Linked DNA regions of Homo sapiens: region 2 is linked to region 1. A link is an interaction called in ENCODE POLR2A ChIA-PET data of the cell type or tissue named here. Cell type or tissue: HCT116. All regions are shown on one strand. Each heading gives the region's core, and the rest is flanking DNA. Links, peaks and the distances in the headings are about the cores only.

Region 1 (5,183 bases), core at 354-4,353:
AAGAAAGGAATGAGGGAAGGAAGGAAGAAAGGAATGAGGGAAGGAAGGAAGGAAGGCAGGCAGGCAAGCGACTAGGATGTTCTTAGCAGGGAATAACATGTTCTGTGTTTTGCAAAAGCCCTATGCATACAAGGATCTTCTGAGAAGGTGACTGGGACACCAAGGAGGAGGCGCCTTCAGTCATTCAGCTGATCCCTGGGCTGGGATCAAAAGGATAGAGAGAGGTGGATGGCTCCAGGGGCATTGAGAAGGAAAGGACTTGTGAATCGGTGTGCAAAACAGATATGAACCAGTTGAAAGTTCGTGATGGAAGAAACATGTCTATACAAGTGAAGTGACGAATCTGCCTTCTCAAGTTAAACCCTTCAAGGAGGATCCGGTGGGCAGACACATCATTTATTTTTCTTTTCTTTGAGACAAGGTCTTGCTCTGTTGCCCAGGCTGCAGTGCAGTGGCACAAACACAGCTCACTGCAGCCTCGAACTCCTGGGCTCAAGGGAGCCTCCCACCTCTGCCAAGTAGCTGGGACTAAGGCGCCACCACGCTTGGCTATTTTTTTTTTTTTTGAGACAGACTCTCGCTCTGTCACCCAGGCTGGAGTGCAGTGACGTGATCTTGGCTCACTGCAACCTCCACCTCCCAGGTTTAAGCAATTATTGTGCCTCAGCCTCCTGAGCAGCTGGGATTACAGACAGCTGTCACCACGCCTGGTTAATTTTTGTATTTTTAGTAAAGACGGGGTTTCACCACGTTGGCCAGGCTGGTTTCGAACTCCTGGCCTCAGGTGATCCATCTGCCTCAGCCTCCCACAGTGCTGGGATTATAGGCGTGAGTCACTGCGCCCTGCCGAATTTTTTGGATTTTTAGTAGAGATGAGGTCTGGTTGTGTTTCCCAGGCTGGCCTTAAACTCCTGAGTGCAAGTGATCCTCCCACCTTTGCCAAGTGGCTGGGACTAAGGTGCCACCATGCTTGGCTAGTCTTTTTGATTTTTAGTGAGATGAGATCTGGCTATGCTGCCCAGGCTGGTCTTGAACTCCTGAGCTCAAGCAATCCTCTCGCCTTAGCTTTTCGAAGTGCTGGCATTACAGGTGTGAGCCACCATGCCTGGCCCCATTTCTTGTTTGCTGTGGTTTCCTTACATTTTGGAGCAGTACTGGGCACATAGTGGGTGATCAATGAATGTTTGTGGGATCAATGTATGAATGACTTAAATCAAAATTGAAGAAATCGGGGACCCGGGAGGCTGAGGCAAGAGGAAATTGGGGAACTGGGAGGCTGAGGTGAGAGGATCACTTGAGCTCAGGAGTTCAAGACCAGCCTGGACAACATGGCCAGATCTCATATCTACTAAAAATAAAAAAGATTAGCCAAGTATGGTGGCAGACCCTGGGGGTGTGTGTGGGCATGGAGGGGGCGGTGGTCGGGGTCTTGAGTTCTTGGTGCTCAGGGTTAGGGGCGGATGGCAGGTGGAGGCTTACCTATCAGTCATAGGAGGAGGTGAGATTTCTAACAACAGCTTTGAGGTAGTGAGCTCCCCATCTCTGGGACTGTGTAAATGGGAAAAGCACTTGTCCAGAGAGTTGTAGAGGAAAATTCTGCCCCAGGGAAGGTCTGGAGCTGAGGGAACAGGGAACCTCAGTCTGCTCTAAATGAGGATTCATTGGGTTTCCCAGGAGCCCAGGGGTGACAGGGTTTCTGCATCTCCCTCACTTCCTGTGGTATCTGAGACTCAGCCTGTCTCACATACCTTCTGTGCCTTGTGGCTGGAGCTTGGAGTGGGTCTCACTTGGGGTCTGGGTGTCTGGCTTGCTCCAGGCATCAACGTTCTGAATTCCATGCCCTTGAGCTTGGAGGTGCTGCCCCCTGGTGTGGAGGAGAAGAAATGTCTCCTCAACACCCCATGACCTCCTGGTAGGGGATTCTGTGCATTCTATAGGTTGAGTCTACCTTGGGGAGAGCCCGGCTGGGTCAGAGCGGGTCCAACCCTGAATATTTGTGATCTGGAGATCTTGGCCTGTCAGTGGGGGCCCCCCACCCCTGAGCTGAGGATCTCACACTAACCCAGGGTGAGCCTGGAGCCACAGCCTACTCTCCAGGACACAGTGGGACAGGGTGGGTGGGGAGTTTCTCACGGCTGACTTGGAGGGTAGGGGAGGTCGCCTCACTGCTCCACAGATAAATGCATTTCCACTCTGGAAAATTCCATCCATAAGCATGGTTCTTGCAGGTGAGTCAGACGGAGAGGAAGAGAGAGAGAGAGAGAGAGAGAGAGAGAGAGAGAGAGAGAGGCAGGTAGAGACAGAGACACACACGCTGGTTTAGGGAGAAAGAAACACATCAAGTGAGGCCAGGTGTGGTGGCTCACGCCTGGAATCCCAGCACTTTGGGAGGCAGGGGTGGATGGATCGCTTGAGCCCAGGAATTGGAGACCAGCCTGAGCAACATGGTGAAACCCCATCTCTACTAAAAATACAAAAAATTAGCCAGATGTGGTGGCATGCACCTGCAGTCCCAGCTATTCGGGAGGCTGAGGTGGGAGGATCACCTGAGCTGGGGGAGGCTGAGGCTGCAGCGAGTCATGATCATGCGGCTGCACTCCAGATGGGGTGACAGAGCGAGACCCTGTCTCAAAAACAAACAAACAAACAAACAAACAAACAAACAAACAAACACAGCAACTGAGCACAAAACTCCTGAAAAGTTAGCAATGCACAGAAAGACACAGCAGGAGCCTACAGATCCTGTGAGTGATGCTCCTTAAATAGTGACTGGCTGAAAGAATGAATGAATGAGTGAATGAATGATTTCTTGGGCTGAGCAAAAAGAGGACTTGACACAGACATGGATAACCTCCAGCAGCTCCTGTCTACTGTGTTGATAAACTGGGGGTTGTGTCCAGACTGCTGGCTGGAGGTCCGGATGTCCTTCAGGCTGGGCTAGGGGGCATGAAGACAGAGGGTCCTACCTCCAGAGGGGACCCAGGACGCTCGCCATCCTGAGAGGCTGGATTCCCCCTCCCGACCCTGGCAGGGACAGGGTGGGGTGGGAGAGGCCTCCTCGAGCATCCTCAGTGCACAACCCAGAGAAAGCTCATGGGACTGAGAGGAACAGGCTGAGAGATGGACTTTTAATGGAATGGAGGGAGATGGGGATGCATAGCCTGGGACACATGGGCCCTGGGTGCCTGTGCTGGGGCGAGTGAGAGAGCCAGTGTCCAGGTGAAGCTCCTTGCCTGGGGCATCTGCCCCATGACTGCAGTGGACTGGGAAGCCCTTAAGAGTATCACTACCCACTGATGTCCAAGTCTTGCTTGATAGTATGGTGTCCAGGGAATGGTCTTGGGGAGTGGGTTCCGGAGAGCCTGTGAGAGTTCCAGGGCGGGGTGCACATCATGGGGTGCCTGGGAGGGTATCTTTGGGAGAGTCTGTGGAGGAGGGAGTTGGGAGGTGTTGGAACACAGAGGAGGGCCTAGGGTCTAGTGGGGTCGTTATAGGATGCTCATGGGGACCTGAGCATGACATTTGGGAGGCTGGCTCTTTCCTGGGAGGAGCTGGGGGCTGAGGAAGAGGGTCAGGAAGTGTCCTGTGAGAGAGAACATTTGGGAGTATTTCGGGCGGAGACACAGTGCAAGAAAGTGGTCTTAGAGCAACAGGGGTCCACCCTGGGGTTTCGGGGGTGGATCTCAGAATGATGTGTTTTGGGAAGATGGATGGGGGATGGGTGATGGGACCACCTGGTCAGTGGAGGTGGGGCCAGGGGAGGTCTGGGGGAAAAATCCTGAGGGGAGGGGAGAGTTCTGCAGGGATGATGGATGCCAGGGGCATCCCATGGTGGGACCATTGTAGGAGAAACCCTTGAAAGTCAGAATTCAGGTCTCTGTGATGGATCTGGGGGGTCAGCACTTGTGGGGGGCATCCTAGGGGAAACCAATGAAGAGGTGGATTTGGGGTGCTGAGAACCAGGGGTATCTTGACAAGTGGAATCTTGACAAGTGGAATTTAAGAGTGTGTTTGGGGGGATTAGAAATAAGGGGAAGATTATGGGGGTGCACCCAGGGGTTGGAGCACTCACGGGAAGATTCTGGGAGGAGGTTGGAGCATTCCGGGGTAGAGACTGGGTTGGGGGGTCCCTGAGGAGCATACTAAGGGGGGTGGCAGTTTGGAGGGTTTGGAGCCCAGGGGTATTTTGGGATGCTATATCAAAAGCAATAGATAATGGGGTGAGATTAGGGAGTCAGTATTTGAGGATGTCTTGGGCACATAGTGGGTAATTAATGAATGTATGTGGGATCAATGCATGAATCACTTAAACTAGAAATGGAAGGAATTGGGTATGTGGCTTGGGTATGTGGCAGACCCTAGGGGTGTGTGTGGGCATGGGGTGGGTGGTCAGAGGCTTTCATGTTCTTCATGTTTGGGGTTGGGGGCAGGTGCCAGGTGGAGGCTTATCTATGACTCATAGGAGGAGGTGATATTTCTAACAATAGCCTTGAGGTAGTGAACTCCCCATCTCTGGGAGTGTGTAAATGGGAAGGGCACTTGTCAGAGGTGGTCTGGGGAGGGGGTGTCCCAACCCAAGGGTGCCTGGGGAGGGGCACAGATCACAGGAGGATGGGTTGACAGGATTAGAACTTAGTGGTCTGTTGGGAGTTATTCATGGGGAAGGTGGGTTTAGGGGGTCAGGATTGGGGTGTCTCAGGGCATGCATCACAGGAGGTGAGTTAGGTCAGCCTGTGGGGCGAGGTGCCCAGGAGTGGATGGGGCAGGCCCTGGAGGAAGGACAGGACAGAGCCGGCTGTAGCAGAGGCTTTACTGCCCCCACGCCCTCCCCAGCTCTGCCCTGGTCAGTAGCATTTGCGGTACACGATATAGGGACCCTGTTCCTCGTACTGCTCCCGCAGGACCCAGCAGGACTGGAAGGCGCGCAGGGAGGCCAGGATGGAGCCCCCGATCCATACGGAGAAATTCCTGGTGGGCTGGGCAGCCACCACCACGTGGGTCTCGGCTGGCAGAGCGCGCAGCAGCTCTGCCCGGAAGCGACCCTCGAAGCCGGTGAAGAGCGAGGACCCACCGCAGAGAAGCACGTTTTGGGCCAAGTCCGCGCGCATCTCCAGTGACAACTTGCGGAGACTCTGCTTGGCCATGGTGGAGAGGCCGACGGGTGACAGCCCCGGGACCTCTGG
Region 2 (5,183 bases), core at 752-4,751, 280 kb before region 1:
AGGAGAATCCCTTGAACCCAGGAGGTGGAGGTTGCAGTGAGCTGAGATCGGCCACTGTACTCCAGCCTGGGCGACAGAGCGAGACTCTGTCTCAAAAAAAAAAAAAAAAAAAAAATGACTGCAGCAGCAACCAGAAATGCAGCAGCTCTGGGCTAGACAGAGGGCCAGGTGCTGGGGACAGCGGGAGGCAATCTGACAGGGTCTCTTTTTTACAGAATTCACTGTAGGGTAGGACAACAGACGTGGCTAAATACGTAGGTGAATAAGTAGAATGTTTCAGACAGGGACACATGCCACGAGTGGAATCAAGTGGACCCCATTGGCACTTCATTGATTGATTGAGACAGGGTCTTGCTCTGTGGCCCAGGCTGGAGTGCAGTTGTGTGATCATGGCTCACTGCAGCCTCAACCTGGGTGCAAGCGATTCTCCCACCTCAGCCTCCTGAGTAGCTGGGATTACAGGCGCACATCACCACACCCGGCTCATTTTTGTATTTTTTGTAGAGACGGGGTCTTGGTATGTTGCCCAGGCTTCTCTCAAACTCCTGGGCTCAAGCGATCCTCCCACCTCAGCCCCCAAAGTGTTGGGATTACAGGCATGAGCCAATGCGCCAGGCCCCAGACAGCATTGTCGAGAAGGCTTCTCCAGGAAGGTGACCTTTGAAGGAGACACTTATAACAACTGTTTCGAGTTCAGTGAGATGATGACTATGTATGGAGATTGCTTGGCATAGTGTCTGGTTCTTAATAGATAGAAGCTGCTAGTATAATTTTGGTGGTTTGCAGGCCTTGCATTAAGAGATTTACCTGTGGTTTTTTTTTTTTCTCCCTGATAGAAGAAATATTAGAACACCACATGCAGGAGCTGGGATAGTTCCTGTAATATCCAGTTATTTGCAGAAATGTAAAGACCAGGCCAGGGGTGGTGGCTCAAGCCTGTAATCCCAGCACTTTGGGAGGCCGAGGCGGGCAGATCACTTGAGATCAGCAGTTGGAGACCAGCCTGGCCAACGTGGTGAAACCCTGTCTCTACTAAAAATACAAAAACGAGCTGGGTGTGGTGAAACACAGCTGTAGTCCCAGCTACTCGACAGGCTGAAGCAGGAGAATTGCTTGAACCCAGGAGCCTGAGGTTGCAGTAAGCTGAGATCACACCACTGCATTTCAGCCTGGGTAACAGAGTGAGACCCTGTCTTTTTTTTTGGGCGGGGGGATGAAGTCTTGCTGTCACCCAGGCTGGAGTGCAGTGGCGTGATCTCAGCTCACTGCAAACTCCATCTCTCAGGTTTAAGCGATTCTCCTGCCTCAGCTTCCCAAGTAGCTGGGATTACAGTTGCCCGCCACCATGCCCAAGTAATTTTTGTGCTTCTAGTAGAGATGGGGTTTTGCCATGTTGGCCAGGCTGGTCTCGAACTCCTGACTTCAGGTGATCCGCCCGCCTCGGCCTCCCAAAGTGCTGGGATTACAGGCATGAGCCACTACGCCCGGCCAATACCCTGTCTTTTTTTTTTTTTTTTTTTTTTTTTTTTTTTGAGAAAGAATTTCACTCTTGTTGCCCAGGCTGGAGTGCAATGGTGCGATCTCGGCTCACTGCAACCTCTGCCTCCCAGGTTCAAGTGATTCTCCTGTCTCAGCCTCCCGAGTAGCTGGGATTACAGGCATGCGCCAACATGCCTGGCTAATTTTTTTGTATTTTTAGTAGACACGGGGTTTCTCCATGTGGTCAGGCTCGTCTTGAACTCCTGACCTCAGGTGATCTGCCCACCTCGGCCTCCCAAAGTGCTGGGATTACATGCATGAGTCACCACGCCCGGCCAAGACCCTGTCTTAAAAAAAAAGAAATGTAAAGACCTAGCCTCAGAAGGGCTGGGCTGGAGGAAAGGACTCGCCTCTGCCTGCCTTCCCGTAAAGAGCCCAGCCGCTTCCCCTTTGGCCTCTGAGCTTAAGGTTCTGGTTGCAGGGACTTGGGAGGGAGAGCAGCAGGCACCCTGTGTCAGGCCCGGCCACTGCCCTGTGGGTGTTATCTCAGGCCTGCAGTCTTCCTCTTGGGTCCCTGCCTTTGGGCAATACTTGCTTATCTGGCCTGCAGAGGCCTGACTATGATGCTCAGAAGAACATGTGAGGCCAGGAAGGCTGCTGGCTGAGCTGTTTAGAGGGCATTTATCCAGCAGTGAACCGTCCTAGCGCAAGAGTTAGTAATTGCTCCCCTGTTCCTTCACCTCCCCACTTTGGAGCTCAGATTTGTTTTTTTGTTTGTTTGTTTGCTTGCTTTCTTTTGTTCTGTTTTAGAGACTGGAGACTGGGTCTTGCTCTGTTACCCAGGCTGGAGTGCAGTGGTGTGATCATAGCTCACTACAGCCTTGAACTCCTGGGCTCAAGAGGTTGAGGCTCCCTCCTCAGCCTCCCAAGTAGCTGGGACTACAGGCTTTCAGCACCATGCCTGGCTAATTCAAAAAAACCTTCAGAGAGATAGGGTCTCTCTATGTTGCCCTAGCTCGTCTCAAACTCCTGGCCTCAAGTGATCCTCCTGCTTGGACCTCCCAAAGCGCTGGGATTACAGGTATGAACAACTTCCCCTGGCCCAGGGCTCGGATTTTGATTGGCAGTTTACAAGCTGACTTGGGGTGGGGGTGGGAATACTTCGCTGAGTACTTGATTGCCTCTCTTGCTTGGACTTTCTGAACACTTTAGGGGCTGCAGGGGCTCTGGACATTGTAGCTCTTGGGGGTTGGACAAGCTGGGAACAGAGATCCTTGGCTCCAGGGCACCTGTATTGGCTTCAAGGAGGTCTCCAGAAAGGGCCCTTGTTTCTTCAATGAAATTCTCTGCCGGGCCGGGTGCAGTGGCTCACACCTGTAATCCCAGCACTTTGGGAGTCCGAGGCAGATGGATCACCTGAGGTCAGGAGTTTGAGACCATCCTGGCCAACATGGTGAAACCCCATCTCTACTAAAAATACAAAAATTAGCCGGGCGTGGTGGCTCATGCCTGTAATCCCAGCACTCTGGGAGGCCAAGGCAGGAGGATCACAAGGTCAAGAGATCAAAACTATCCTGGCCAAAATGGTGAAACCCCATCTCTACTAAAAATACAAAAATTAGCTGGGCATGGTGGCGCATGCCTGTAGTCTCAGCTACTCAGCAGGCTGAGGTAGGAGAATCATTTGAGCCCGGGAGGCGGAGGTTGCAGTGAGCCAAGATCGCGCCATTGCACTCCAGCCTGGGCAACAGAGCCGGACTCCATCTCAAAAAATAAATAAATAAAATACAATAAAAATAAAAATAATTGGCCGGGCGCGGTGGCTCACACCTGTAATCCCAGCACTTTGGGAGGCCGAGGCGGGCGGATCACGAGGTCAGGAGATCGAGACCATCCTAGCTAACACGGTGAAACCCCGTCTCTACTAAAAATAGAAAAAATTAGCCGGGCGTGGTGGCGGGCGCCTGTAGACCCAGCTACTCGGGAGGCTGAGGCAGGAGAATGGCGTGAACCCGGGAGGCAGAGCTTGCAGTGAGCTGAGATCAGGCCACTGCACTCCAGCCTGGGCGAAAGAGCAAGACTCCGTCTCAAAAAAAAAATAAATAAATAAATAAATAAAAATAAAAAATAAAAATAAAAATAAAAATAATTGCCGGGCGCAGTGGCTCACACCTGTAATCCTAGCACTTTGGGAGGCTGAGGCAGGTGGATCACAAGGTCAGGAGATGGAGATCATCCTGGCTAACATGGTGAAACCCCGTCTGTACTAAAAATTCAAAAAATTAGCCGGGTGTGTTGGCGGGCGCCTGTAGTCCCAGCTACTCAGGAGGCTGAGGTAGGAGAATGGTGTGAACCCAGGAGGTGGAGCTTGCAGTGAGCTGAGATCGCGCCACTGCACTCCAGCCTGGGCGACAGAGTGAGACTCCGTCTCAAAAAATAAATAAATAAATAAATAAATAAATAAATAAATAATTAGCTGAGTGTGGTGGTGGGCCCCTGTAATCCCAGCTACTTGGGAGGCTGAGGCAGGAGAATCGCTTGAACCCGTAAGGTGGAGGTTGCAGTGAGCCGAGATCATGCCATTGCACTCCAGCCTGGGCGACAAGAGTGAAACTCCATCTTAAAAAAAAAATAAATAAATATAAATAAAAATACAAAAACTAGCCAGGCATGGTGGTGCATGCCTGTAGTCCCAGCTACTTGGGGGGCTGAGGCAGGAGAATCGCTTGAACCCAGGAGGTGGAGGTTGCAGTGAGCTGAGATCGTGCCACTGCGCTCCAGCCTGGGCAACACAGCGAAACTCTGTCTCAAAAAAAAAAAAAAAAAAAAGAACTGGTTCTGATACCTTATCTGGAAAGGTGATATTAGTTGAAAGGTGGTCCTGGCCCTGGAGGCTTTGAGGGTAAGAGGAGGCCTAGCTTTTCTTGTCTTCTCTTTTTTAGAGACAGGTTCTCACTCTGTGGCATAGGCAGGAGTGCTGTGGGCACCGTCATAGCTCACTGCAGCCTCAAACTCCTGGGCTCAAGTCATCCTCCCACCTCAGCCTCACAAGTGGCTGGGACTATAGGCTTGTGCTACCATGCCTGGCTAATATTTTTGGTTTTCTTTAGTAGAGCCAGGGTTTCACCATGTTGCCCAGGCTGGTCTCAAACTCCTGAGCTGAGGCAATCGGAGGCAGGCGGATTGTCTTGAATCCAAAGTGCTGGGATTACAGGTGTGAGCCACTGCTCCTGGCCTAATTTTCTCATTTTTTATAAAGATAGAGTCTTGATGTGTTGCCTAGGCTGGTCTCAAACTCCTGGGGCTCAAACAATCCTCCTACCTTGGCTTTCAAAGCACCGGGACTATAGACATGAGCCACCACACCTGGCCAGGCCTAGCTTTCCTGTTTTTTTTGGGTTTTTTTTTTTTTTTGAGACAGAGTCTTGCTCTGTCGCCCAGGCTGGAGTGCAGTGGCGTGATCTCGGCTCACTGTAACTTCCCCCTCCTGGGTTCAAGCGATTGTCCCGCCTCAGCCTCCCAAGTAGCTGGGACTACAGGCGCGTGCCACCAAGCCTGGCTAATTTTTTGTATTTTTAGTAGAGATGGGGTTTCACTGTGTTAGCCAGAATGGGAAACCTAGCTTTTCTTTTTTTTTTACTTTTTTCTTTCTTTTCTTTTTTTTTTTTTTTTTTGTATTTTTAGTAGAGACAGTGTTTCACCAT

Evidence for each region. Peaks named below come from ENCODE experiments on the same cell type or tissue, not always from the same donor. Only the 100,000 strongest peaks of a DNase experiment are listed, where the experiment ranks them.
Region 2: POLR2A ChIA-PET joins it to region 1 with 5 read pairs; 1 of 35 experiments calls an interaction of 5 or more read pairs at or near these places.

Annotation. Positions count from the first base shown.
Region 1 is chr19:8,692,607-8,697,789 of GRCh38, forward strand. It overlaps ACTL9 (actin like 9), which reads right to left. Exons shown (of 1, transcript NM_178525.5): 1 at 4,794-5,183. The coding sequence ends at 4,845. Among named protein-coding and RNA genes, the nearest start is that of ACTL9, 3.6 kb to the right of the region's middle. In HCT116, for the core only: a CTCF peak has its summit at 1,857 (motif pointing left); a DNase peak (open chromatin) is centred at 1,855.
Region 2 is chr19:8,416,248-8,421,430 of GRCh38, forward strand. All of the region lies in intron 1 of MARCHF2 (membrane associated ring-CH-type finger 2), which reads left to right. Among named protein-coding and RNA genes, the nearest start is that of MARCHF2, 5.5 kb to the left of the region's middle. RefSeq lists an enhancer at 1,957-2,101 and a cis regulatory region at 2,020-2,037. In HCT116, for the core only: no CTCF peak of the experiment used is centred there; no DNase peak of the experiment used is centred there; H3K27ac peaks cover 593 bases.